2 separate regions of the Homo sapiens genome follow, and region 1 is linked to region 2. A link is an interaction called in ENCODE POLR2A ChIA-PET data of the cell type or tissue named here. Cell type or tissue: GM12878. All regions are shown on one strand.

Region 1 (2,500 bases), 260 kb before region 2:
CATTTATAGCAAAACAATTCATATAGTTTGTTTACATTTACTTCTGTAAATCTAATTTCTCTTGAATTTTCTTTTTTTTTTTCTTGAATTCTCTTTAACCTCCAGTTCTTCACCAAAACAACCTGTATCAAAGTCACCAGTGGCCTCCACATTGCTACATTCAGTATACACTTTGAACAGAGTTAATCATACTTACCTTTTTGAAATACTTTACTTAGCTTCTCTAATACCATATTCCAATTTTTATGCTGCCTGACTGCCTCTTCCTTCTTAGTTTCTTTGTGTATTTCTCCATTTTTTCTAATAATGGGGTAGCTTGGGGCTCTTTCTTTTAATACACTGCGTGGTATGCTGATTCCTTTTAGTCATTAAATATAATTTATATGATGATGAATGCCAATTTTATATCTCAAACCAAGACCTCTCCCCTTAGTACCCAATTCATTTTCCACCTGCTTATTTGACATCTCCACTAGGATGTCTGTAGGCATTTCAAACTTAATAAATCTAAAACCTGATCTTCTCCCTTAAATTTGCTTAACCTATATTCTTCCCCATCTTTCCATGTGTCCAGTAGCCAGAATTCTTGGAGGCATCCTTAAATTCTCAGTTTCTCTCATACCCACATCAGTGTGTGTGTGTCAGTACATCCTATTAATATATCTCCAAAATATATCCCAAACTCAGACCTCTGCAGCATCACTGTAGTCCAGACTTTCCTCATAATTTGTTTGTATCATTACAGTGGCCTCCTAACTGGTCTCATTCTTTCTTCCCTTGCTCTTCCACAGGTTCTTCTCAAAATAGCAGTTTGCTTTAGCAGTCCAGTTAAAGTAAATTAGATCCTGTAGCTCCTCTGCTTGGAATCTTTCCATAGCTTCTCATCTTGTCCAAAGTAAATGGTCAGTTCTATAAAATGACTCTAAGGCCTTATATTATAATCTCTCATGCTTCCTACTGCCTCTGTTACCCATCTGAGTGGCCTCCCAAGTTCTAACCCCCTCCTCATGCCACTTCAAGTATACTGGACTCCTAATTGTTTCAAACAGGCCAGGTATACTCTTGCCTTTCCCTTTATGTTTTGTTTCCAGTATTCTAACCCAATATTGCCACATAGCTCAATCACTTTGTTCAAATGATGCTATTTCATTGAAGACTTCCCTGATTATCCTTTTTTAAATTGCTGTTCACCCCTTTACTCCCCCATGGACATATCGATACACCTGTCCACCGTCCCTGCATAGCCATCTAACAAACAAGATATTGTACTTATTGGTTAGCTACTTTTTTCCACATTAGAAGCCAAGTTCCATGAGGATAGGAGTTTTTGTCTGCTTTGTTTACTGCCGAATTCTGAATATCTATAATAGTACCTGGCACATATTAAGCAATAGGTGCATATTTCTTGAATGATGTAATGAATTAATGATATCTGTTTAAAATTCTAGGCTTTTAAATACTTTTTGTTGTTGTTTATCCTTAAATAGGATATCCAAATTATCTCATAAGGAAATTTATGTTTGGATTTCCAGAAAATTGGAAAGAGCACATTGATAATTTTCTGGAACAATTAAGGTAAAATGTTGTTTTATGTTTTTAGAAGTCAACTTTATTGAGATATAATTTACATTTAATTATGTGTGTGCCACCATGTCCAGCTAATTTTTGTATTTTTAATAGAGATGGGGTTTCGTCATGTTGGCCAGACTGGTCTCGAACTCCTGGCTACAAGTGATCCGCCTGTCTCAGCCTCCCAAAGTGTTGGGATTACAGGCATGAGCCACTGTGCCTGGCCTGAGGTACAATTTACATTTAATTAAGTGCACCTGTTTTAGGTATTTGTTTGAAATGCCAGTTTTTTTGTTGTTGTTTTTTTTTTTTTTTTTTTTTTGAGATGGAATCTGGCTCTGTCGCCCAGGCTGGAGTGCAGTGGCGCGATCTCAGCTCATTGCAAGCTCCGCCTCTGGGGTTCACGCCATTCTCCTGCCTCAGCCTCCCGAGTAGCTGGGACTACAGGCGCCCGCCACCACACCTGGCTAATTTTTTTGTATTTTTAGTAGAGACAGGGTTTCACCATGTTAGCCAGGATGGTCTCGATCTCCTGACCTCCTGATCCACCCACCTTGGCCTCCCAAAGTGCTGGGATTATAGGCGTGAGACACCGCGCCCGCCTGAAATGCCAGTTTTGGAGTTTGCTTTGGTCTGTGAAGCATTTCAGAAGCAATAACATTTTACTAGAACTTCTGTTGTATTTAGTAAATCTCAAAGGAAAATAAAACTTTTGACATATGTCAAAGAGTAATTCTAATCATTTACCCTTCAGAAGGCATGCAGTTATTAAATACTAATGTGCAGTTCTTCCTCCTTTTTTTTTCATTCATTTTCTCAGTAGTTATGGAGTGTCTGCTACTTTACAGACACTATAGTTGATGCTGGTGAAAGACAGAAGAATTTGATTTATTCTTGCCCTTGTGGAGCTCATAGGGGATACGGACTTTAA
Region 2 (2,500 bases):
CAATGAAAGATGTTAATCAAAGTGAGTGTTATCGGGGTGAGATTTGAGAACTCTGAAAGGTGGGTTACAAGATCAGATTCATTCTTAGAAAGACCAATTCTGAAATCAGTATAGTTGATCTAGGAATCATTTTATCTTTACCATATCTCATAATTTTAAAAAAATCTATAAACAGGGCTAGAAAACTACTAAATGTAGTCACCAGTTGACTTCACTAAGAAGATTTTATAAATCATGGCACTCTCAATACTACCAAAATATTATATCCAATATTCTTATATTGTTAACAAGGGAGTTGTCCTAATACCAAAGCTGTGTTGTTTTGAGTCACTTGAAAAAAAAAAATGGTTCAAACCCACTTCATTAAAAAAAAAAAAAAAGGCAGGGGAAGCCGGGCATGATGGCTCACATCTGTAATCCCAGCACTTTGGGAGGCTGAGGCAGGTGGATCACCTGAGGTCAGGAGTTCAAGACCAGACTGGCCAACATGGTGAAACCCTGTCTCCACTAAAAATACAAAAATTAGCCAGAAGTGGTGACATGCACCTGTAATCCCAGTTATCCGGGAGGCTGAGGTGGGAGAATGGCTTGAACCTGGGAGACAGAGGTTGCAGTGAGCCAAGATCTCACCACTGCACTCCAGCCTGGGCAACAGAGTGAAACTCCATCCAAAACAAAACAAACAAACAAAAAAAGGGGAACGGTGGTTTAGGAAATAAAGAATATGGAATATGGAGAAAATATGGAACCTAAGTCCTTTAACAAGATGCACACTGCCCTTCAAAGACACTAAAACTAATACAATCTATTAACTTATATTAGACATAGCTATTCCCTCTAACAGAAAATAAAACTTGCTTCAACTCAGTATTTATTTTTATATTATGTTTAGGCTTTCACCTGGTGGGGGGGCATCCATTGAGTTCATTCATTCCAGTATAATGTAGTTATTGGATGTTTTCAGTTGATCTGTGTCAAAGTGGCTAATGAAAACATACACAGAAAGGGGAAAATTCTGTTTTTAATCATTTAGCAATTTGGAGCAAAATTATTGCTTTCTGGTATATAAAAAATATACACAGAGAGGGGTAAAGGAAGCAAGAATCTCTTTGTTAAAATGCTAAAGAAATTGGGAGAGCCAACCATAAAATTACACTCATCAAAAGTGTAATTAAAGCACTACAGAACACTTCCCCCCTCCCTCACCTTAATTGTACATTACTAAAGACCTATTTACCACAGTTCTTTTATTTAGTATATCACATCTACCTGTCAACAAAATTTATAAGGCACAGTGAAAGGTAAAAACAAAGTCTGAAGAGACAGAACAAGCATCAGAACCAGCATCAGATATGGCAGGAATGTTGTATTAACTTTTTTTTCCAGACACACACACCGAAAGGGGTAAAGGCATCAAGAATTCTCTTTTTTAAAATGCTAAGATATTTTATGCCAACCATAAAATTACGCTCATCAAAAGTGTAATTAAAGCACTATAGATCACTTCCCCACCTCCCACACCTTAACAGTATATTACTAAAAAACTATTTACCACAGTTCCTTTTACTTACATTATGTCTACCTATCAACAAAAAATAATAAGGCACAGTAAAAGGGAAAAACAAAGTCTGAAAAGACAGAACAAGCATCATAACTAGAATTGGATATGGCAGGAATGTTGAAGTTAACATACCAGAATTTTCTAAAACTATAATTAATATACTAAGGGCTATAATGAAAAAAGACAACATGTAAGAACAAAAGGATAATATAAGTCATGAAGCGTTACTTCTAAGAAGGAACACAAAAGAAACCTAGAAATCAAAAACACTGTAACAGAAAGAAAGAATGCCTTTAATGGGCTCATTAGTAAACTGGACATAGCTGGGGAAAGTATCTCTGAGCTTGAGGATGTGACAATAAAAACTTCCAAAACTGAAAGAAAAAAGCCTGAAAAAAAGAGAAGAGAATATACAAGAACTGTGGGAAAACTACAAAACGTGTAACATATGTATAATGGGATTACTAGGAAGAGAATATAGAAAAGAATAGAGGAAATATTTGAGGCAATAATTACTGAGAATTTCCCCCAATTAATGTCAGAAACCTAACCACAGATCTAGGAAACTCAGAGAAAAACCAGGAGAAAGGTCAGAAAAACTACACCTAGGCATATCATCTTCAAACTACAAAAAATCAAAAATAAAGAAAAATCCTGAAAGAAGATAAAGGAAAAACAAAACAAAACAGAACATTACCTATAGGGGAGCAAAGATAAGAATTACATCTAACTTCTCAGAAACCATACAAAGAAGAAGAAAGTGGATTGGAATATTTAAAGTATTGAGAGAAAAAAAAAACCCATCAATTTAGAAGTCTATACCCTGGGAAATAATCTTTCACAAGTGAAGAAAAATAAAGACATTCTCAGACAAACAGAAATTGAAAGAAGTTGTTGTTAGTAAGACCTGCCTTGTAAGAAACATTGAAGTTTTTCAGA

The links. Peaks named below come from ENCODE experiments on the same cell type or tissue, not always from the same donor. Only the 100,000 strongest peaks of a DNase experiment are listed, where the experiment ranks them.
Region 1: POLR2A ChIA-PET joins it to region 2 with 7 read pairs; 8 of 35 experiments call an interaction of 5 or more read pairs at or near these places.

The regions. Positions count from the first base shown.
Region 1 is chr14:45,231,808-45,234,307 of GRCh38, reverse strand. It overlaps MIS18BP1 (MIS18 binding protein 1), which reads left to right. Exons shown (of 17, transcript NM_018353.5): 7 at 1,488-1,575. Among named protein-coding and RNA genes, the nearest start is that of MIS18BP1, 20 kb to the left of the region's middle. In GM12878, no CTCF peak of the experiment used is centred here; no DNase peak of the experiment used is centred here.
Region 2 is chr14:44,973,656-44,976,155 of GRCh38, reverse strand. All of the region lies in intron 1 of TOGARAM1 (TOG array regulator of axonemal microtubules 1), which reads right to left. Among named protein-coding and RNA genes, the nearest start is that of TOGARAM1, 13 kb to the right of the region's middle. In GM12878, no CTCF peak of the experiment used is centred here; no DNase peak of the experiment used is centred here; H3K4me3 peaks cover 666 bases; H3K27ac peaks cover 793 bases.